Linked DNA regions of Mus musculus: regions 1 and 2 are each linked to region 3. Evidence: chromatin loops called from intact Hi-C (ENCODE). Cell type or tissue: heart. All regions are shown on one strand.

Region 1 (8,000 bases), 130 kb before region 3:
CGGAATTATGGAGTTGGGGGCTCTGTGGTTTCAGACACCTGTCTCTGGGAACGTGGCTCAGTTTCTGTCCCTTGTAGAGTTTTCTACTGGGTCACCGGAGCAAGCCTCATTCAAGCACAATAGGGTGCCTATCACAGCCGCACACACTAATGGTTTCTGTAAAGGACCAAACTATAACATATTAGTCTTTCTGAGCCATGTGGCCTCAGTCACACCTGATTGACTCTGCACACCATGCTAGAGCTGCCAAAAGGGATACACAGCTAAACTCCACGGCGGTCCTTTGCTGACTGCTCTTACAGTGCAATGAGAGCACAACTTTAACTGTCACAGGCAAGTCCAGCACTGTGGGGTATAGAGTGAGATACCTAGTAACCACCGTATGATCCCATTTCATACGGCTCAAGACATCCATCAGGTGGCCTGCCCAGGGGCAGGCTGCTCCTTTAGCACATAGTCTATGCTTGACACTGCATTGTAGAGACTAGGGCTGTGTTCCTGGTCTGCAGCACTAAGGGAAGAGCAAGGAGTAATTACTGGACAGTCAAGGCTCAGTATGGTGGAAGGATGGAACCAAAATTGGAAAGGATGGAATGGGAGGTCTCGGAAGAGCAGGCCACTTTCTCGATTTTTCATTAAATAATTGTTACCTGGGAGTTGGTAGTTTTAAGTATGTTCTGTGCTTGTTTCCTGTATATGTTATACCCACCATCAGGGTACAGTTGAAAGTGTGGATGGGAATATGGACGGAGATAAAGCAAACAAGGCAGAAAGTCAGGGTGACTGGAGGTGAGAAGCAGGAGGAATTCTGTGGCCTGAGAGAGGCAGCACAGAAAGTGGAGAGAAGCTTTCGTACGTGAAAGAGAAAGTAGACAAAGGCAGGTCACAAGATTCCCAAAATGCCATGAGTCTATTGTCATGTGTCCAGTGCCAAGCAAGTTACAAGCCTCTAATTCTAGCACTTGGGAGCCTGGTGCAAAATAACTGGCCCCATGTTCAAGGCCAGCCTGGACTCCAAAGACCCTGCCTCAAAATACAAGTAGAAAGAAAAGAAAAAGAAAAACTGCCATTATGTTACTTCATTTAACAACATGAGTGACTTCAGCAGTGGCTAGCTTCACTAATAAACAAAGGTCGAAATGCTATTTACATTGTATTCCATTTCTCGATTTCTTAAAACTTATAATCCTCTTAACAGCCACATGCTAAGATACTCAGCGGTCTATCATAGTCTAAACCAGTGATTCTCAACTTGTGGGTCTTGACCCTTTCACAGGGGTCACATAGCAGATATCCTGGGTAACAGATATTTGCATTACTATTCACAACAGTAGTAAAATTGCAAGTATAATGTAGCAACAAAAATAATTTTATGGTCACCACCACCCCACCCCCACCCCCACCCCACACATGCGAGACTGTATTAAAGGACTGAGGTATCAGGAAGATTCAGAGCCATGGTTTGGCTGATCTCATGTCTGGATTCACAAATGTTCAACAACTGTGGTTCAAACAATAACGTTTTCCTTCCTATGGCACTGGAGTGTCCCAGTTTCCACCTCATCCTGCCTGGGTTCCAGCTCAGCCTCAGAAATTACTAACAATAAGTCAATGTCCTAATCTCTCTCCTTGAGTTGCCCTATCAGGCAATCAGATCCACCATGCAGGGTTTGCTGGAATCGAGAACTGGCCATGGCCTGATCACATAGGACTTGGCACTTATAGGAGTTAACTCTGGTCTACAGTTGCTGGGGAGAGCATACAGGTCGCCAGGCCATTGCCCCCTTTAAACTATGGCAAAGTTGCTGGCTGGAGTTTGCACATTTTGTTTTTACTTAAGATAACAATTTTAGATGCATTCCATAAATTTAAGCCAGTCCTCAGAGGTAAGAAATGAAATATGTATTTCTCATAGCACTATGTCATCAGGGCCGAACTTTTGAGTGTTTAACAATTGCTTGACTTTATGGTGGAGTATGGCTTTGTATCTTTTTTAGTAATTTGGGCTTGTTTGTTTGTTCGTTTGTTTGTTTGTTTGTTTTTAAGGCCTCATGCTATAAGCCAGCCTAGCTTGAAACTCATTTATGTAACACGGGCAGCTTCAGAACTTGTGGTCATCTTCCTGTGTCAGCCTCCCACATGTAGGGATGACAAGCATGAGGCACCATGTCCACTGACTGGCATTTAAAGGGTCACTCTTTGGAGCTTTTTACCAAAGGAGTAAGAAAAGCATCACAGATACTTCGTTTTTCGGAGCTTTGAGAAGAGACAATGTTGTTCAACCCTCAACATGTTTTAATTGTAGCAATAAAAGTTCCCTTGCTGTTTGTATAATTTTCAAAACAGTTACAGACTGCTTCATAACAATAGCCCTGTAAGATACAGCAAGGCTTTTACAGATCATGTAACATTAATTTACCAGTAACCAGCCACACCCACAGGGCCATAAACACCATGTGTTCCTTCTTCCCAACACCTTGTGCAGCACTCAGGCAAGCAAGAAAGCATACAGCTGCTGCTCACTGCCTGTGCTGGCAATCGACCAGAAGCCACCGCCTCCTCCCCCTTAATCTTGTGTGTCTACAGCTCTGATATTACTTTCCTACATAAGGACATCAAACCAAAGGCTTGTCCTCAAAGGCTGGGCCTGTCATAGATTTGTGATTACTCCACTCTGAGTGCAGTTGAAAAGTCCTTGCTCAGTGTGTCCTGCGCTGCCCGCCTCACAGTGCGAACAATTAGGTTTGAATACCTAACAGTCAACACCAACTCTGTTGAAAATATTCAGGTGGAGGGACGACATGAAAAGAAGTTCTCCACAAAGCTTTTGAATTTGAGATGGAGATTGACAACAAGACCCCTGGTCTACACACACATGCACTCACACACACACACAGACGCACATACATACACATATACACATGCATATACACACCAATATCCACATATGCATGTGTACACACACATATACACACACATGCATTTACATACACACCTAATAGTGACTCCTACCAAGCCAGCCAGAGACAAGGCCAGCTCAGTAAAGTCTTTGGATGGAAGTCACACTATTGCTCTTCACCAAATCCTGTCCTAGTTTGTCATCCCGTTGATATAGTAAATACCATGATTAAAAACAACCTAGAAAGAAGTGGGTTTATTTCATCTTATACTTGCAGTCATGACCCATCATTGAGGGAAGTCGCAGCAGGTACCCTTAGGGAGTGTCTTAGTTAGGATTTTACTGCTGTGAACAGACACCATGACCAAGGCAACTCTTATAAAAAACAACATTTAATTGGGGCTGGCTTACGGGTTCAGAGGTTCAGTCCATTATCATCAAGGTTGGAGCATGGCATTGTCCAGGTAGGAAGGTGCAGGAGGAGCTGAGAGTTCTGTCTTCATCTGAAGGCTGCTAGCAGAATATTGACTTCCAGGCAGCTAGGATGAGGGTCTTAAAGCCCACCTATTCCAACAAGGCCACACCTTCTAATAGTGCTCCTCCCTGGGCTGGACATATACAAACCATCACAGGGAGTTCCCATTAAACAGCCCAGAGAAGCTTATAAACAAGTAACTGTAATACAGCAGTGTACACAGTAGAGGAAGGAATAAGTAACGTGGGGTTGGGGACAGAGAAGGCTTATTGTGGTGAGACAGAGTGACAGACAGGTTCAGAACTCTGAACTGTCCCATGTCAAAGTGAAGTGCACAAGAGGGAGGCTGGCAGGAGGCCTGGAGATCCTGCAGGCCACGCTAACTTCTCCGCTTCCTGCCCTATTGCCATGGGAGCCATTACATGGCTATAGTTTTCTTTAAAATGATGTACAATTGTCACCTAGTTCTAAAGATAAGTTCCCATTACATTTCATTCTCTGGTCCTAAGAATTTGTTCCACATTGTTGTTCCTCAGCTGCTTTCTTAAAAAAAAAAACAAAAACAAAAGTCAGGGTTTGTAGACCAAATGTTTAAAACAAGAGTGAAGCCAGATGGGTCAGGAAGCCTGCCACACAGACAGACAGACAGACAGACAGACAGACAGACAGACTGGGCTGGGTGTGTACTCGGAGACCAGGTGCTTCTTCAAAGGTCAGGACTGTCCTTTGTTCTCATGTCTATTCATCATGATGAAGAAAATATTTTAGATGGTAGGATATTAGTTGACATCCAAGAGGGACTAAAACGGAAGGAAATGTATCGGCATGACTCTCTGTGGAGTGCCTCGTTTTCGTTTGAGAAGCTGGGGTGAGTGCTCACTGCTGTGGAACTGTTCCATCACGTGAGTGTTAGTGTGAGGGCGTGGAGACTTCCTCTGACCCTTCTTCCTCATCTGCGCCTTAACCTTCTTCCTGTGCTCAGGCAATCAGCAACAGTTCTGCGCTGGACTCCACTAGCCCGTGAAAAGCCAGCCCAGCCCTTACTTGCAATGAATTGCATGTTTTCTTACTAATCAGCTCCAGGTCTCTTTCTGGATAATTATCCTTATTGTCCTCCATAAAATGAGAAGTATTAAACAGAGAATGGAGCTATTTAAATGAATACCTCTAGAACTGTGGAGACAGGCTCTCCAGCTGCGTACTGGCTTTGCTTTTAATCCTGTAGTCAACACAAGTACGTTCTTAGAGAGTTTGGGGGGGGGGGTGCAGTAGGGGGGTGGAGACTTCAATTACATGGCAGGGGCTTTTTTAGTTTATTTTGGTTTTTGTTTTGTTTTGTTTGTTTGTTTGGTTGGTTGGTTGGTTGGTTGGTTTGGTTTTTTAAGACAGGGTTTCTCTGTATAGCCCTGGCTGTCCTGGAACTCACTCTGTAGACCAGGCTGGCCTCAAACTCAGAAATCCGCCTGCCTCTGCCTCCCAAGTGCTGGGATTAAAGGCGTGCACCACCACCACCTGGCCTACATGGCAGTTTTGCTTTTAAATTTCATCTATGTCTAGTTCTGTTCTTTTCTTTAATGATTTCTGTCTAAGAAATAAAATTTCTCCCCTTTTTAGGTTTTAAACTTATAGAAACTGTATCTTTAAGAAATCATGCATCTCTTCCTTTAATCCCAGAACTCAGGAGGCAGAGGCAGTCAGATCTCTATGAGTTCAAGGCCAGCCTGGTTTACAGAGCAAGTTCCTGAACAGCCAGGGCTACAAAGAGAAAAAACAAAAAGAGAATACTAATGCTACTAAAAATAATAAAAAGAAATCATGCATCTCATCCTAGTCCTAAAAACTATTGGCTCTTTAAATTATCATTTTGATGTACATCATTGATATCTTTTAAAGGCAATATAGTCACTTAGATAAAACCCTTCATAGTAAAGGAACATGTGAGGCCGTCTGGTTCTGGACATATTGGCAACATTGTGTATCCATCAGTTGGGTCAATCACCTTTAGCTATTGTCTAAAACAGGATTAGTCTACAGTCATACTACCCTGAACACATTTAATCTCACTTGAAATAGGAAATATATAACACATGTTAGTGTGTCTTACTCAAAATTAAGCCATGTGGCTGGCTGTCTCTCCTATTCACTAATATTATCACATACTGATAGAAATAAGGTAGAATTCAATATTACCAATGTGAAATTTTCTCTTCATTCTTGGTATCTCAGCTTCAACAAATCCAGACGTCATCAAGATAAATTCAGTCCTGGATATAGTTGCCAAAGTGGAAGACTATTATCTTAAGGGCTATGTTGTTGGGGCCATTCACCCAGTTATACAACCTGTGGGGCAGCGGAAGCACCTTCCAGCAAGTCACCTGTACAGGGCGGTGCTGTCCCGGCTGAAGCTAAGGTAAGCAGAGCGCTTGAGAAAAGTCACCTCAGAGACAGTTAAGAATGATGACTTTCTTTAATCTTTTTTTTTAAGATTTATTTATTATATGTAAGTACATTGTAGCTGTCTTCAGACACCTAGAAGAGGGCATCAGATCACATTACAGATGGTTGTGAGCCACCACGTGGTTGCTGGCATTTTAACTCAGGACCTTCAGAAGAGCAGTCGGTGCTCTTAACCGCTGAGCCATCTCTCCAGCCCAATCTCAAGAAGAGAGAGAGAGAGAGAGAGAGAGAGAGAGAGAGAGCCAGAACAGCCCCCACCCCCAACGTTGTCTTTACTCTTTGGAGGCAAATAAATACCAAGGGAGGGTGTGATCGAGAAAGGGAAAGTCGAGAGAGATCCAAGGAACGCCCATTAAAGCTGGGTGTCCTGGCAACTCCTACAGGAACCACCAGAAGATAAGGATCAGCAATTAGCCTAAGCAAACTGGCCCAGTCTAGGCAACCTCTCTCAAGAGTTCTTCCAGGTACCTGTGTTCTCATTAAGAATAGCAGCTGGAGGGGCTGGAGAGATGGCTCAGAGGTTAAGAGCACTGACTTCTCGTCCAGAGGTCCTGAATTCAATTCCCAGAAACCACACGGTGGCTTACAACCATCTGTAATGGGATCTAATGCCCTCTTCTGGTGTTTCTGAAGATAGCTACAGTGTACTCATGTAAATAAAATAAATAAACCTTAAAAAAAAAAAAAAATGGTAGCTGGAGCTTAGCCTGCCTGCATCCTAAAACTTTCATAGTAGAAGAAAGCACTACAATGCCAAGTTCTCATAAATTAAATAGACATATTGGCAACGTTTCCCCTGGGATTCTTGGGATTGAAGCTATGCTTTCTTTAACAAGCAAAACGGGGTCTGAAGGACCTTTTGGGTTGAGTACATAGTTCAGTGGCACAGCACCTGTGCAAGGCCCTGCGTTAGCTCCACAAGAAAACTGTTGTCTTAGTTACTGTTCTAACTTAGGTGTTGTGAAGAGACACCATGACCAAGGCAACTCTTTAAAAGAGAAACCATTTAATTAGGGAGTTGCTTACGATTATCACGTGATGGAACACAGGCAGTGGCAGTGCTGGGGCTGGAGCTGCAGGCGGAAGGCAGAAGAAGAAACACTGCCCTCTGGCAGTGACACCCCTACACCAACAAAGCCACACCTAATCCTTCCTAGGTGATCAACTGAAGACTAAGCATGCAAATGTGTTAGCCTAGGAGGGCCATGGGCATTCAAACCAGCACAGCTGCTTTGAGTCTCTGCAATGAAGAATGAAAATGGCCATAATGTTGCCTCAAATTAATATATTAAAGAGTCTTGCACAATTCTTCATCTTTATAAAAACTGTCTTAGGGACTTCTGGCTGGGAGAGGTACGGTGAATACTGGCCTTGCAAGCTTTGAGGTTGAGTTCAATCCCAGAACACATAAAGGGTGGAAGGAGCCAGCCCCACAGAGCTGTCCTCAGACCCTACACACACACTCACACACACACACATACACACACACACACTCATACAGACACACAATAAAGTGATACAATTTTTATCTCAAAATTGTGTTTCCTCTTCACAGTGGTGGGTGAACAGCAATCTTACTACGTAAAGGCTAAAGAAAATCATAAGAGGGGAAAGGGTGAGAGAACAGGAAAATGGGAAAAGGAGGGGAGAAGAGAGAGCAGGCCTTTACATTTTCAGATGGTGGACTAGGGGTGCATCAGTCAATCGAGTGCTTGCCTAGCATGTGGGAAGCATTGGGCTCATTTTCTGGTACCACAGAAACCAGATATAGGCTCACACGCCTGTCATCCTAGCATTCAGGAGGGTCAAAAAATAAAGTCATTCTCTACTACATATTAGGTTTGAGACCTGTCTGAGACACTTAAGTTATCTAAGTATTAAAAAAAAAAAAAAAAAAGCTGGGTGATGTTGGTGTATGCCTTTAGTCCCAGCACTCAGGAGGCAGAGGGAGGCAAGCTCTCTGAGTGTCAAGACCAGCCTGGTCTACAGAGCAAGTACCACAACAGCCAAGGCTACACAGAAAAAGCCTGTTCTAGGGCCGGTGGTTTGGCGGGGAAGGGGGGAGCGAGCAGAAGTTTTGGAGGTTTTGTTGTTCACTGCTAAAGATCAAATCCAAGATCTCGCACATTCTAGGCAGGTACTCTACCACTGAGCCATGTCCCCAGCCCC
Region 2 (8,000 bases), 60 kb after region 3:
ACAAAACCCACTGTCTTGTACCAAATCAGCATGCCAGACAGTCTTGCCTTTTTTTTTTATGCTGACTTTTTTTCTGTAGACTGATTCTATAGTTGGCTCAGTGATCAAAAGCACTCACTGTTCTTGCCAATGATCAGGGTTCGGTTCCCAGCATCAAGGTCATAGTTCCCAGTCATTTCTAACTCCGGTTCCAGGGAATCCAATGTCTTTTTTTTTTTTTTTTTTTTTGAGACAGGGTTTCTCTGTGTAGACCAGGCTGGCCTCAAACTCAGAAATCTGCCTGCCTTTGCCTCTCAAGTGCTGGGATTTAAGGTGTGTGCCACCACTGCCTGGCCCAATGTTCTCTTCTGACCTCAGCAGGTACCAGCCATACATGTGATTACACACATACATACAGATAAAACATCCATACATGGCATGGTGGCATATGTCTTTAATACCAGCGCTAGGGAAGCAGAGACAGGCAGATCTCTATGAGTTCAAGGCTAGCTTGGTCTACATATGAGTTAAGTGAGTAGAGATAGGAGATGGTTATTCTTAAATGGGTAGACAGCTAGGAAGAGTGGTCCGGGATAGGAGCCATCAAACTAACCAGATTCCCAGACTCTTGCCCAAAAGAAACTCCTTCATTACCCAGAACTTTTTCTTCACTGGAAGGTTACTGGGTTAACTTCCTCCCGGACCCCCTTGGGGGCCACAGACAACCCATTGGGTGGGCTTGGCAGGGTAAGCCCCTGACTGAGGGCTCATGCCCTCTCATCATTGTGGACCTCTGATAACAAAAGTGGCTTGGCTCTGAGGGAATGTTTGCCACAGGTACTTCCTCAGGTTCCCCCAACTTGTGTTTAGTCAAGTCCATACTGTCACTGGAGACGACCCAAGCAGCTAAAGGCATCTTAGCAGATCTAATTCAAGACGGAGAAACAGCTGGCCTGGGGTAGCACATGCCTTTAATCCTAGCACTCAGGAGCCAGAGGCAAGCAGATTTCTGAGTCTGAGGCTAGCCTGGTCTACAGAGGGAGTTCCAGGACAGCCAGAGACACACAGTCAGACGATGTCAAGTAAACAAACAAAAACAGAGCCAAATTTTGCTCCACACCTTATTTAAAAGCACAGAAGCAGTGTCTAGGGGGCTTATGGTGTTCCCTTTCTGTTCATCCGCCCTTGTATCACAGCTGCAAGAAATCTCAGATGTGATAGACTGCAGATCTCGACCCTGTGATTCTTTTTAAAATTTTATGTGTATGAGTATTTTGCCTGCATGTATATATGTGCACCATATGTGTGCCCCGTGCCCACAGGAGCCAGAAGAGGAAATCAGAGCCCCTAGGAGTTGCCCCATAGCTGGTTGTTAGTAACCATGCGGGTGTTTGGAAGTGAACCTGCATCCTCTTGCAAGAGCAGTCAGTGCTCTTAACTGCTGAGACATCTCTAAAACCTCCAAGTTGTTTTGTTTTGTTCTGAGACAGGGTGTCTCTGTGTAGCCCTGGCTGGCTGTCCTGGAACTCACTCTGTAGACCAGGTTGGCCTCAAACTTAGAGATCTGTCTCCCTCTGCTTTCAGAGTGCTGTGATTAAGGGGGTGTGCCACTAACCTACCTGCAGAAATTCTTTTGTTGATGGAGAAACAGACTTCCCGGGAGGAGCTATCAGGCAACACCAGAGACTACACAGCGAGACCCTGTCTCAAAACAAAACAACTACATTGCTTTAAGAAGTAAACCTGCTCTGCTCTTTTTTTTTTCCTGCTCTGCTCTTACTAGTCTCTTGACTCTGCTATCACAGTGTGAGAATGGTCTTTCCCAAAGTGTGTCTGTGGGTGTGCGGGCAGGTTGGTGGGAACAAGAAGCTGAGAGGTCATCTTCAGCCGCAGACATACGGCAGAGAGAGCAAACTGAAAGTAGACTGAGGCGAGGAACTCTAATCTTGTCTCCAGCGATGTACTTCCTCTTTCTGCAAGGCTGCACAACCTCCCCAAATAAGGAGCCTAAGGGAGCCGTCTCGGACTCATTTTAATACTCTCCTTCCTGTCCTGAACCATATTAGTATTCTTTCAGGAACAAACATACAGACAAGTAGGCTGTGGTGAGAAAAATCTTTTTTGTTTTGTTTTTGTTTTTTGAGACAGGGTTTCTCTGTGTAGCCCTGTGGAACTCACTTTGTAGAACAGGCTGGCCTTGAACTCAGAAATCCGCCTGCCTCTGCCTCCTGAGTGCTGGGATTAAAGGCGTGCGCCACCACGCCCAGCATGAAAAAATCTTATTTTTATAAAAGAGGATTCACAAGACAATTCTGGGTGATCTTTTAGTGATGTTTATCATTACTCTGGAACTCCAGGAAGTATTTAGCTTCTACAATTACCACAAATGCAGCAAATGCTCCTTTGAATCTGTTATAGAAATGATAAGCCTTCCCAGTGAGAAAGCATCCTGCACATTTGGAGGATAATAAAGGAAAAAGGTCTGGCACAGCTGGCTCTGGCTAATGCTCGGTAGGGCCAGCCTTGAATACATTTTGATAACTTAGAGACACCTTAGGCTTATTTTCTCCAAATATGAGGTTATCCTCAAATTTGTAATTTAGGTCCCAACCCTGGGTTACATTTAGTACAACTTAAACAGAGACAGAAGGCTGAAAATCTGGTCAATAGGTCACTCCTATTTGCCTGGTCATTTAGGCATCAGTTATTGCCAGAATTATTTTAAGTGCACCAGTGTTGTACTTTTTCAAATAGTTGTTACCTGGGGTCATCTTACCCATTTGGCAGAATTATGTTTCTCTCAAGAAAAGAACTGGGCTTTATTGTAGATCAGGACTTAACATTGCTTGTGACCCTATACTATTCCCTTGAGCTGCCTGTTAAGAGAAGTATTCTACCGTATCTAATGGCTGGTCAATACTGGTGAACCAACATTAACATCTTAGGCATCATAAACTTTATTTCTAACAGGCCTGGCTAGCATACTGTTTATTTTTTGGGTGTCTTGGAGGCAGTGTTCCTTTGGCTAAATTCTATTTTGTGTAATTTAATCTCTCTCTCTCTCTACTTTTTATTTTTGTTTTTTTCGAGACAGGGTTTCTCTGTGTAGCCTTGGCTGTTCTGGAACTCACTCTGTAGACCAGGCTGGCCTCGAACTCAGAATCTGCCTGCCGCTGCCTCCCAAGTGCTGGGATTAAAGGGGTGCGCCACCACTGCCAGGCTCCTTTGGTTTTATTAAAGACAGGCTTTGTCTGTACAGCCCTGGCTTCGGGAACTCTCTTTGTAGACCAGGCTGGCCTCGAACTGCCTCTTCTCTTCCGAGTGCTTGAATTAACGGCACGTTACCCACCACTGGCCGGACAGGCTACAGCCCTCTTGGGAAGTAGCCATCCTCTTCCGCGTTTAGTCTTCCCCGCGGTTTCGCTGGCTTTTTAAGGAAGCCGCCGGGAGCCCGCCCTGGCCCCGCCCACTCCCATAATGCCCCTCGCAGTCTCATATAGGTGGCAGTTGAAGTACGTGCTACAGTGCGGCGCGCGCTCCCGGGTGCGCACGCTCAGAGAGCGGCCTCTGTTTCTGGCGGCGGCGAGCGGAAGTCCTTGGGAGCGCCAGTTCCGTCTGTGTGTTCGAGTGGACAAAATGGCGAAGATCGCCAAGACTCACGAAGGTAAGCGGCCTTTCCCTTCCCACGCGCGACCTCGGCAGCCAGCCAGCCGCGGCCCTCTCTCCTGGCTTTCTGCGTCTTCGCGTGGCATCTCTGGTCTCGACCGAGGCCGCGCGGCGAGGCCTGCTCGGCTCGTCGGCGCAGGCCGCTGCCCGCGTAATGGCGTCCTCTCGCACTCCGGGACCGGCGCTTTGTTCCGCGCTGGCTGTTGGTGCTTCCGAGTTCTCTTGTTCTGACCGGAGAGCCTCGCTCGAGCGGCTTGCCCCGGGGGACTCCCGGGGAGGGAGCGGGGAGGCGGACGTGGGAGGCCGACTTTCTCGCCCCCCGGGCGCTATCGTCGGCAGTTCGTACCTGGAAAGCCCTGAATGACGGCAGCCGCTTTCGGGCCGCTCCTAACGGAGGCCGCTTCAGCGCAGGCCTGCCAATCCCAGCCTTCGCGATACAGGCATCTCCAAGGCGGCTGGATCGTGTTGTGGTGCTTGCACTAAATGATTCCGGCAGAAAATCTGGTAGTTTACTCCTTTAATCACTTGTGTCCTGGTGTTCTATCTTTTTCCCTTTGAGAGCTAGGTGTTGGAGAATCAGGAGGAAGAGAGAAGGAAAGGCAGATTTGACCAGTTGCCAAAGTTTTCTGGGTAGTCGCTTATTTTATGCTGCACAAGAGTAAACAGAGCTAGAAACATGTTGAGAAGCAACCAGATTCCATAAGGAAAGTAACCAGAGAAGACGGGAAGGAATTTGAGTCTGAGAGACAGAATCCCTGTTTCTTGGCTCCCGGTTAAGAAGCCAAAATTTACGCTGACACTAAGTCACTAAACCCGTCCTTTCTAAGTGTGTGTCTCGGTGTTAGAGAGAGGTAACAAGCTAAGGATGTCAGAAATTTGACAGTTTGATGTGGAAGCAGATGTGTGAATATTCTCTTAGAAAATCAAAGGAATGTGTACAGAGAAGTAAAGCCAGTACTTTCTGAGAAGCTGGGTAACGGAGCCATTAATTTATGCTTAGTTATTTTTGGGAGGTGGTGACGCGGCGCTGATAAAAAAGGATCAATCAGTTTTAAATTAGGGGAGGATGTCTGAGCCGGAGGGAACATCTTGTACCATGCAGTGAGTGTCGCTGTGGTAGGATAGAGGAGGGTGTAAGGAGGGAATTCCGATGCGAATCTAAAGAGATGGTTTAGGACCAATAGCTGGGACATTTGAGGAACTGAAAATACTAACACTTTTGAAAGCCAGAAATGTCCCTGCATTAACTAGTCTTTTGTCTTTAAACATGAAAGTACAACACATGTTTTTGTTTTCTTTTTTGAGATAGTCTTACTATGTAATTCCGGTTGCCCTGAAACTTCCTGAATAGAGGAGACTGGGTCCCACTTCAAAGAAACTCATCCTCCTGCCTCTGCTTCCCAAGTGCTGGGTAAAAGGCCTGTGCCTGGTTAGCCCAACACTTTTTTTAAAAAAAAAGATTTATGTGAATACACTCTGTCACTGTCTTCAGACACACCAGAAGAGGGCGTCAGATCCTATTACAGATGGTTGTGAGCCATCTGTAATTGAATTGAACTGAGGACCTCTGGAAGAGCAGTCCAGCCCCTAGCCCAACACTTTTTAAAGCCAGAAATGTTTTTGGCCTCATTATTTATCTTTAGACTACTTCAGATATTGTTTGTAAAATAATTAGGAAATTGAATCGTGTCGCTGTTTTGTTCAGTCAGTGGTAGGTTATTTATTTTAATTGTTTTCCATTGTGGGGAACCAGTGAAATTATTGGACTTCCAGAGCATGGGGGAGGGGAAGTGCTTACTGAAGGAAAGCATGGTTTACTCCTTACTGGCTTCCTTATAGCTGCATAGGTAGAGTCCCATACCCTAATAGGTTATTGATTTATGGAGATTTATGGATATTTTGTAGCTTTGATTGTTGGCTTATTGATATCTTCAATGTAGCATACTCCCAGTTGGATAAATGCAAAGTTTATTTTATGTGCATTAATATTTTTGCCTGCATGTAACGTCTGTCTGAAGGTGTCAGATTCCCTGGAATTGGATTAAAGGACAGTTGTAAGATGCCACATGGGTGCTGGGAACTGAACCTAGGTCTTCTGGAAGAGCAGCCACTGCTCTCAGCTGCAGAGCCATCTTTCTGGCCCTGGTAAATGTAAAGTTTAGGGTCCTTTCCTCTTTCCTTTCCCCTTCCCTTCCCTTCCCTTCCCCCTCCCTCCTCCTTTCCTTTCCTTTTTCATTGTAGAAGCCCAGCTAAACTTGTTTTCAAAAATTGCAATTGCTTTTTTTTTTTTTTTTTTTTTGGTTTTCGAGACAGGGTTTCTCTGTGTAGCCCTGGCTGTCCTGGAACTCACTTTGTAGACCAGGCTGGCCTCGAGCTCAGAAAATCCGCCTGCCTCTGCCTTCCGAGTGCTGAGTTTCGATTTTTTTTTTGTAAAAATTGCTATTTTATTTAGGATTATTTTATTATTGAATTAATAAAAAATATTATAGAAGTATGTCACAATTTGGTATAAGGTCCCTCAGTATAAATCTTTATTGTCTTAGTCTTTTTTTGTTGTTGTGTTGTTGCTACGTTTGTTTGTTTTGAGACAGAGTTTCTCTCTGTAGCTCTGTCCTGGAATTTGCTCTGTTTATCAGTCTGGCCTAGAACTTTTTTTTTTTTTTTTAGACAATCTCTTCATGTAGTTTCAGCTGTTCTGAAACACTCTTGGTAGACTATGCTGGCCTCAGATTGGCCTCCCAAGAGCTGGGATCAGAGTTGTGCACCACCATGCCTGTCTAAAGTAGAGTTTTTGAAAAATTTTTATATTTATATTTGCTTTGTGCAAAAATGAGAGGACAACTTGGAAGAGTCTGTTCCCACTTTGGGTGATGTAGGTTCTGGGATTCCAATTTAGGTTGTCAGGTTTGGCAGGAAGTGAGTTTACACCCTTAATCAGAGTAATCTCATTAAAGCTTTCTCTACTGTTGGTGTAAACAGGAATTTTATATACCTTAATAGCTCCAGTGTCTGGTCAGTAATGGGTATTTAAATGTTAAATCAACATTTACTTGCTAGATTAGCATGTTTTAGATTTACTTTACTACTTTTGGAGAAAGATTTTCTTGTCAACCAGGCTGGCCTTGACTTCTGATTTTCTACCTCTTAAGTGCTAGATTTATAGATTGGCCCGTGAATTCACAAACCCTGTGGTTTTTATGGGAAAAGTTTCACAGAAATGGGATCATTTATTTGTATTTTTTCCCTTATATTTATCTATTGTGTTTATCTATGTATTTTTGCTTCTATGTCCATGTGGAAGTCAGGACAACTTTCTGGAGTTGGATTCAGGTTTTCAGGCTTGCTGCAAGTGCCTTTAGCTGCTGAGCCATCTTGGTAGACTTCACTTTTGTTTTCTCTTGGAAATGGAATTATCGTGTGGGCCTGGTTGGCTGGTTGCTTTCGGTGCTTCCTTCCTTCCTTGTTTGCTTGCTTCCTTCCTTTTTTTTTCTTTTTTTCTTTTTTCTTTTTTTTTTTTGAGACCCAGACCAGATTTCTCCATGTATCCCTGACTGTCTTGGAACTTGCTTTGTAGACCAGGCTGGCCTCAGACTCACAGCGAGATCCATCTGCCTTTGCTTCCCAAGTGCTGGGATTAAAGGCATGCACCACTACATCCTCATTTTGTATCTTACTTAAGTTGGTCTCATACTTGGAGGAACCCTTTGCCTCCTGAACACTGGGATTTTTGGCATGTACCACCACTATGCCTTCTAGATCTCAAAGTTTGGGATCAATCCCCAGGATTTTGTATTTATACTACAGAGCATTTGGCATTGAACTACCCTCCCACTCTGAAAAGGGGTATTTAAAACCCAGTTTTGGTACATCAGTTTGGTCAGACAGGTAGGAAATAGCCTATTATTGTTCTGAGAATCTTCTGAATTGAGAGGAAAAGATGATTTAGCCTTAAAGTTGGAAGACTGTAGATAACTGCAAGATTTGGTTTTGGCTTCCCAGTGAATATATAATAAAATACGATCTTCCTTTCCCCAAGTAACAGATTAATATTTGTATGTGTGTCATGCATATGCATATGTGCATTTGTGTAGTATTTGTATGTGTGTAGGTATCTCCACCTGTGTGTGTGTGTTGTGTGCACATGGAAGCCAAAGGAGGCAGTTGGGCTTATTCCCTTGAGATAAGGTATCTTTTGGTTTTTCGAGACAGGGTTTCTCTGTGTAGCCTTGGCTGTCCTGGAACTCACTTTGTAGACCAGGCTGGCCTCCTACTCAGAAATCCTCCTACCTCTGCCTCCCAAGTGCTGGGATTAAAGGCGTCTGCCACCACACCCGGCCTGAGATAAGGTATCTTAC
Region 3 (8,000 bases):
AAAGAGACTATTGGTTAAGATAGTCATAGCAAATATAACTCATTTTAAATTATTAGCTTTGCCGGGCAGTGGTGGCACACACCTTAATCCCAGCACTTGGGAGGCAGAGGCAGGTGGATTTCTGAGTTCGGGGCCAGCCTGGTTTACAGAGTGAGTTCCAGGACAGCCAAGGCTACACAGAGAAACCCAGTCTTGAACCACCCCCTCCCCCGAAATTAAAAAAAAAATAGATAAAATAAAAATTCTTAGCTTGACTTACCTTGTCATCTAGAACTACTTTGGTGCCTCCATATTCTGGGAGAAGAACTTTATCTCCAACTTTCACACTGACAGGCTCAATCTCTCCACTCTGATGAAAACAGTCACTTGTTAGCCAAGAGTCTGCTTGTCTTGTTCATTAGACACACAGTGAACTTTTTGTTTCAGTATGCACACCAGGGGCCTCCTGCCTCAGGTTTGTATTATAGGCATTAACCAGTCACATTAAACTCTGTAACTTTTAAATCACTAAATTAATGAAATGTGCCCAAACCAGTATGTTCTTAGGTACCTAATTAGTGGTTAAGCAATATAATTTACATTAAATATAGATCCCTACAATATAAGAATTGCATAGTTACAATATGAAGGAGACACTCACTAAAACTTCATTTCAGTGGACAACTAAGGCTGGCTAACTTTCTACTGTTAAATATTAACACACCCTGTAGACCAAGTAAAATAAAGCAGCTTGTACCACCAGACGGTAAATGATCATGTATGATTCCTTTCAACAAAAATTCGGCATTACCTTTCTCCGTTTAATATACATTTACTGACTGAATGCCCTTGTTATCTATCAAGAGACTGAAGTGGAATGTCTACTCCCCCTAATACTCTCGCGATTTAGTTAAGTAAAGAACACCCACAGTAGTTCCACCTCCCTTCTCAAGTCTCATGCCAACTAAAACTCAATGGTGTAAGATTAAAACTATTTCAGTGTCTGGGCTCCCCCACCCCTGCCACTTCACCCTTTCTTTTTGGGGAAGGGAGAGGGAGACAGGGTCTATATCAAAATTGACAGGCCATCAATTCCGGATCCTTCTACCTCAGCACTATACCCTTCTCCCAACCTGTGCTTAGAATTAGTTCTGTGCCTTATTAATAAATACCTCCTTCAGCTCTGAAATGGCCGTGGGGGTTTATCTACTTGCGCGATCTTTTTGTCTATTTAAAATTTGAAGAACAGGATATAAAATAGCTACAGAGGTTATTTCATATTGTAAGATTTTGTTTTACTTTTTTGGGACATGGTCTCATCCTGTACCTCCTGCTGGCCTAAAAAGATTCTACAGTCCACCTGCCTTAGGCTCCAAAGAACCTGGGCCACAGGCATGAGCCACCATCAAGGCAGGCACTTTTCAGCCTCTAGAGCTTGGGGCACTGCAGAGTTAGCTCAGTGGGTAAACAGGTAAGTAGACTTGCTATGAAAGTAGGGGAGCCCAAACCAGGATCCTAAAACTAGAGTAAAAAGGCTGTAACCCGCAACATGTTGAGGCCCAGAAACCAGACTAGTCAACACTTTACCCCAAAGGAGTAAGGTGGAGATGCCCCTGCTACACAGCATATAGACATGTGCAAACACGTCACACAAATACCTTTTGCCTTTCTTCAGAAACATAAAATAATTCTAAAACAATATAAAACAGTCATTTTCCTGAATGGGAGGTTCTTTGTGAATTGAAATTTGACTTGAAATTCTTCCCCCCAAAAATGCCATTGTAATTCATTTTTTTAATTACCAAAGGAATTCCCCTCCTTCCACATCACACTGGAATTCAGTACCACTCCAGGGGCACCAGTTTACCTTTCCTTTCCCTCCTGACCCCACAGCCACGACCGTTGCTTGCAACACTTTTCCTTGAGACTTTTCTGGAAGCATAATGCCACCTTTGGTTACAGTTTCGGCAGCACTCCTTTCAACCAATACTCTGTCAAAGAGCGGAAGAAACTTCCTAAAAGCTTGTCCAGCCTGTGGAGAGAAATGTGATCAAACAGAGTGTAAGTTCGAAGTGTCAGAACACGAACAGTTAAGACCACCGCAAGCCTTAACTCTCAACAGGTCAAAACTGACCTGTTCCAAAAAGGACAAGAAAATTCAAGTGTACTTTTAGAATATACTCAGTGTTCCACTCTATATAGGACAAACTGAGTTTCATTTCCCTGTCTGGTGTGTGTGTGTGTGTGGTGGTGGTGGTGGGGGGGGGTCTTCATTACTAATCAGCAATCGCCACCTTGATCTATTCCAAGGTCAAACATTTCTTTAATTTTTTTAAAAATTCGAATAACGGGGGAGTGGCGTCACTTTTCGAGCCTGGATCTTAGTCTTTCTCCAACATAGGACACATCCACTGAAGCCCTGCCAGGGCAGGTGGGCTTCTGCGTGTGCATCGGGTTCCCGCCCCCTGCCCCAGACGCTTTGTCGCACACGTGCGTGCGGCAAAGCCATGGTGGAGAGAGAAATGGCCTCGCTTCTGCAGAGCCATGGGCGGACACCGGACACTGACCAGACCCCGGACCCCTGTCCTATTAGTCCCAAAGCGCACAAGGGTTCGCCGTGGGCCGCAGGCCGAACTGGACCCGCAGGCCTGCCAACCACGAGACACTCACCATGACTCTCGCCTTCGCCGCCACCACCGCAGCTCCGGACTCTGAACTCGGGCCGCTGCTGCAAGGAGAGTCCTGCTGGCCGGCTGGGACACGTGAAAAGGCCGCGCAGCGCGCAGGCGCACTCAGCCCCCCGAGCGTGAGAGGGGGCGGCCACGCCGACGCGCGCGCCGATTGGTGGCGAGGGCTCCGCGCAAGGGGGCCGACGCGGGCGGCCGGAGGCGGAAGAAAAGGGGAGCACTTTCTAGGCTTTTCCAGGCCGGCCGCCGAGGTGAAAGAACGAGCCCCCCTCCCGGAAATGACGCCACTTGACCTTTCACCCACGGGACGCGCGGGGCCTTCCGGAAGGTTCTAGAACGGACCGTGGCCCAGGAACCAGCGTAGGGCGGCGGGAGAGGGCTGAGGCCGCAGAGCTGAGGCGGCTCTGGTACGGAGGGCGGGGCCGCGCGCGCCGCATGCAGATTGCAGGGCCCCGGCGTGGGAGAGAGCGGGGGGCGCGCGCGCGCACACGCGGGGCCGCGGGGCGGGGCGGGGAGGGAGGGGACTCGGGCTCATTGCGGTGCGCGCCCAGAGCTGGGTCCCTCACTCGCCGCAGACGGCCTGCCTCGCCTCGTGCTCTCCTGCCGCCGCCCCGCAGGTACGCGGCCTCGGCGTGCAGGGCGCCCCGGCGCTCGCGGGGGGCTGCTTGCAGCGCGGACCGAGCACGGAGGACTAGGGGGAGAAGTCTGGCAGCGACGCCGCAGGCTCGGCTCACTTGTCCAGGCCCAGCGGGGCCACGCTGGTTTCATCACGTGTGGCGGGGACCACGCGATCCAGGCCGAGCGCCGGAGCAAGGGCGGGCTAGGGTGGAAGCAACTTGGGCCCTCTGGTGCCACCTGCGCCTGGCGCACTGCAGGACTCTGTGGGAGGGTGGTCGGGGTCCTTTAGTCCCCGGTGGCCGCGGCGGTCCGGTGTTCACTTTGACCTTGCTCGGGGCTCCTGGTCGGGAAGACACGTGGGGCCGCGAGGCTGGACTGACCTACTGTCTTTTCCTCCGGCCTTGCTAGCTGCTGTGTTACCGTAGCTTCGGGTGGATACCTGGCGACACACTCAGAGGGTTTTGCACCGTCATGAGTACTTCTGTAGTTCTCTAGGCAATTGCATTTAGAACCTGCCTTGCTTGCACCAACTTGATTTTTTTCCTTTGGACACTTTTCGGAGTGGATCTGCTCCCAAGGCCGCTTTGGCAGTGAAAGATTAACTTGAGAGGGCAGAGTGGGTGGCCATGGGGATGTGGTTTTCTGTGCTTTGTGCTTATGCTGTTGGTCAGGCTTGGGGTCAGCCTCCATGATCAGTTGGCTAGCAGATTATGCCCTGAATCTGCAGCGCCCAGGCATGGTGGTTAGCAGAGGACAGCCCAGCTCCAATCTAGCCTCCCATGTTTTGAAGCACCGTTGGACAAGTTTGTAGTGATTTTTCTTTTTTCCTTCCCCAGAAATGCTTCGACTACCCACAGTCCTTCGCCAGATGAGACCAGTGTCCCGGGCACTGGCTCCTCATCTCACTCGGGCCTATGCCAAAGATGTAAAATTTGGTGCGGACGCTCGAGCCTTAATGCTTCAAGGTGTAGACCTTTTAGCAGATGCTGTAGCTGTTACAATGGGGCCAAAGGTACCAGTATACTTAAATGGTGTTAAAGAATATAGTAGCTGCAAGACAGCAATTTGTTATCAAGTTTTGTGAAAAATCTAATTTGCATGTGGTACAACTTAGTGGTCTAGAGGTGTTATTTAGTCAGGAGGTCTATTGGTCATTCTACCACCATGGTGTCCTTACTACTGCTCCAGGCGATTTGGGGGACTTTTGTACATTGTGATGTAATAGAGTAGTAATATCTCAAGGAGGATTTTCAAACTATAGTCATGATTTTGTGCATGCTTGCATTAAATTTTGGATCTCGTCCCAGTAGTTAGAGGGTATAGAGGGGAAAGTACAACTTAAGTCTAATAATACCTCAAAGTATATAGCTGTAATGTGAGAGTTCACTCATTGTGCTGAAATACTCCAACACATAAGGCAAAATGCACTAGCATAGAATCATTGGTTTCTGTGTTTTTTGTTTTGTTTTTTTAAGTAACTAAACCTTTTTTTTTCAAGATTTATTTATTATATGTAAGTACACTGTAGCTGTTTTCAGGCACACCAGAAGAGGGTGTCAGATCTCATTACGGGTGGTTGTGAGCCACCATGTGGTTGCTGGGATTTGAAGGTTGCTGGGACCTTCGGAAGAGCAGTCAGTGCTCTTACCCGCTGAGCCATCTTTACAAACTTTACTTTATGGGCTTTGTTGTTTGGGGGTTTTGTTTTTAAGACAGCATTTCTCCGGTAGCCTAGACTGTCCTGAGACTCAGAGCGATCCATCCACCAGCTTCTGCAACACATATCACCAGACTGTTTTCACTTGCCCTTGGGAGAAAACCTTTGTGGTCTTCCATTCGTCCCTTCATTGTACACCTCGTGATTGCTACAATTTTCACATTGCAAAAAAATTGTCCAGTTTTTGCTTTTGAGAGAGTCTCACTAGCTTAGTCTGAGTTCTAACTCCCTTGTGGCAAGGCTGTCCTTGAACAACTTACATCTCAAGTGTAGGAATTCAGTATTATACTCACAGGGTCTCTAACCATAGCTGGCCAAGTCAGCCTTGAACTCAGAGCAGTGCTAAGATCAGAGGTTGTGATCACACATTTGTGTGGCTGAATAGGGAGCTATAGTACTTTGAGGACACCATTGGATGTGGTGCACAGTCATTTTAAATTAATGCTAAACTGGTCTAAAGAGCTGCATAATCCCAACACTCAGGAGGCTTAGGCTGGTAGTTCTCTAAGTTTCAGGAAAGCATGGCAACAATAGAAATCCTGTCTTGAAAAACAAAACAACAAAAAAACCTGCATCTTTTTTTTTTTTCTCGTATTTTCCTCAATTACATTTCCAATGCTATCCCAAAAGTCTTCCACACATGCACCCCCCCCCCCAAAACCTGCATCTTTAAGAACTGTTTACATAGCTCAAGACAATAGAAGTTTGGTTCAAATCCAAAAGTTGCCAATACTTGTTGGTGTCATATTTGAAGTTTTTTATTGAGCGAACCAGAAAAGCACATTATCTTACTGGCTGATATTTAGTGAATGAATTTTAAAGCAAAACATGTTTTAAAAATAGTTCATAAGCAGGGCTGTAGTGGTAGTGGTGCATGCCTCTAATTCCAGCTAGCCTTTAGGAGGCAGAGGCAAGCAGATCTTTGTGTTTTGTGAGTTTGAGGACAGGAAAGGCTACACAGAAATGTCCTGTCTCAGAAAACAAAATAAACCTAGGTCATAGCCAAAACTCAAGTGCAAATGATGTGAAGAGTGTTCTGGGATTTGGCGATTAACATCTGTGCTTTCTTGTTTTATGGGTGGCATCTGTTAGTACCAGGGAATTCCTGTTGTGCTTCATTCAATGTTGGACTCCTGGCAAATGATCAGTGCTCATTTTTTATAGACCTAAGATGGTTGATTAACGTGGCTTTGAGATTCATGTTGCAGGATGGTTAAAAATGACAAATTTGAGGGTTATCATTGAGGGTTGCTTTTTTTTTCCCTGTCGCTGTAGGGAAGAACTGTGATTATTGAACAGAGTTGGGGAAGTCCCAAAGTAACAAAAGATGGGGTCACTGTTGCAAAGTCAATTGATTTAAAGGATAAATACAAAAATATTGGAGCTAAACTTGTTCAGGACGTTGCCAATAACACAAACGAAGAGGCTGGGGATGGCACCACCACTGCCACTGTTCTGGCACGATCTATTGCCAAGGAGGGCTTTGAGAAGATCAGCAAAGGGGCTAATCCAGTGGAAATCCGGAGAGGTAAGAGTATATCATTGATCTTATCCTGTAAAGAATTCTGTTGTCTTTATCTTTGTCCTTTTTATTACATTCGTTGTAGAGTTTGTGAGTGTTCATTCTTGGTGGAATTGCCCTTTCCTTACTTATGTGGGTTTCCAAGGTGGAACTGAGGCTTCATTCAGGCTTGTGGGTCAAGTACTTTTATCCCCTAGACCATCTTCCACATCTTGTTTTTTAACTTGTCTCAATTAATGGAAGTGAAAATTCAGGGTTCTCTGTAGACCAGGCTAGTTAGCTTCAAACTCAGAGATCTGCCTGCTTCTTCTGCCTTCAGAGTGCTAGGATTAAAGGTGGGCACTACCACACCCAGACCAAGACCCTGTACTCTTAACCTTTAAGCTATCTCTGCAGCCAAGAATGAGTAGGTCTTAGCCTTCCCTGGCATGGTGTCCTGTATAAATACATGCTGGTCTCAAATTTTTAGCCATTCTGTCTTAGTCTTTAGTCTTAGTCAGGTACTGGGATTACAGGTGTGAGCCACCACACAACATCTAGGTCAAGTTTTCAAAATGTTGTTGGTTTTCAACTTAATTATGAAATTCTGAGATTGATTGAGTGCATACTGTGTTGTTTGGTACAGTTAGGAGAGTGCTGGCACGAGGTTACATGTAAATGTTAAAAGAGTCTGTAAGTTTATACTTGGGGACCTTGATAAGCATTGTTAGTAACATACATTCTTGAACTAGGTGTGATGTTGGCTGTGGATGCTGTAATTGCTGAACTTAAGAAACAGTCTAAACCTGTGACAACCCCTGAAGAAATTGCTCAGGTAAGAATTTTACTAATTCAACCTATAGACCAGGTTGGCCTTGAACTCAAATTCCCCTGCCTCTGCCTCTGCCTCCAGAGTGTTTGGCTCATCACTGCCATGCCTACTAATTTGGATCTTAATAGGTGGCTTGTTGTTGTAGTTGTATGTGGCTGTAAGTAAGATTTGTGTTATTGTGCAGATATTCTTAGTGATATCAGTGTACTCTGTGCTGCGTGGGTTCAAACCTAGCCCTTGAAGCATAGCAGACAAGTATTTTTTTGTGTGTGCACCATATGCATGCCTGAACCCGTAGAAGGAGATGTTAGAGACAGTTGCCAGCCACTGTGTGGATGCTGGGTACTGACCTGAACAACAGCAAGTCATCTTAACCACTGAGCCATCTCTCCAGCCCCTTTAGTTTATTTATTCTTACTTTGTCAGATAATGGAAGGACTGAGGGTGTGTCTCCATTTAACCAGGACTTCATTAAAATTACTATTAACTGTAAAGTACTAGTATAGAGTGTCAAAGTTGAAAATACTAATCAGTATTTAATTTTGAAGTAACTTGGTTATTTCAGGTTGCTACAATTTCTGCAAATGGAGACAAAGACATTGGGAACATCATTTCTGATGCAATGAAAAAGGTTGGAAGAAAGGGTGTCATCACAGTGAAGGCAAG

What was found. A loop is a pair of places that touch in the nucleus more often than their neighbours do. Peaks named below come from ENCODE experiments on the same cell type or tissue, not always from the same donor. Only the 100,000 strongest peaks of a DNase experiment are listed, where the experiment ranks them.
Region 1: it touches region 3 in a loop (2.3-fold over the local background); 3 of 42 quality-filtered maps call a loop at or near these places.
Region 2: it touches region 3 in a loop (6-fold over the local background); 18 of 42 quality-filtered maps call a loop at or near these places.

The regions. Positions count from the first base shown.
Region 1 is chr1:55,211,904-55,219,903 of GRCm38, reverse strand. Rftn2 (raftlin family member 2) reads left to right here. Exons shown (of 9, transcript NM_028713.1): 2 at 5,601-5,784. Among named protein-coding and RNA genes, the nearest start is that of Gm10561, 11 kb to the left of the region's middle. In heart, no CTCF peak of the experiment used is centred here; a DNase peak (open chromatin) is centred at 4,293.
Region 2 is chr1:55,022,982-55,030,981 of GRCm38, reverse strand. It overlaps Sf3b1 (splicing factor 3b, subunit 1), which reads left to right and starts at 3,504. Exons shown (of 25, transcript NM_031179.2): 1 at 3,504-3,643. The coding sequence starts at 3,616. In heart, CTCF peaks have their summits at 3,532 and 5,131 (motif pointing right); DNase peaks (open chromatin) are centred at 1,931 and 3,441; H3K4me3 peaks cover 3,437 bases; H3K27ac peaks cover 3,223 bases.
Region 3 is chr1:55,083,062-55,091,061 of GRCm38, reverse strand. It overlaps Hspd1 (heat shock protein 1 (chaperonin)), which reads left to right and starts at 3,130. Exons shown (of 12, transcript NM_010477.4): 1 at 3,130-3,283; 2 at 4,121-4,296; 3 at 6,277-6,529; 4 at 7,255-7,337; 5 at 7,900-7,995. The coding sequence starts at 4,123. It overlaps Hspe1 (heat shock protein 1 (chaperonin 10)), which reads right to left and starts at 2,914. Exons shown (of 4, transcript NM_008303.4): 1 at 2,650-2,914; 2 at 1,847-2,011; 3 at 260-349. The coding sequence starts at 2,652. In heart, a CTCF peak has its summit at 4,827 (motif pointing right); a DNase peak (open chromatin) is centred at 2,921; H3K4me3 peaks cover 4,969 bases; H3K27ac peaks cover 3,325 bases.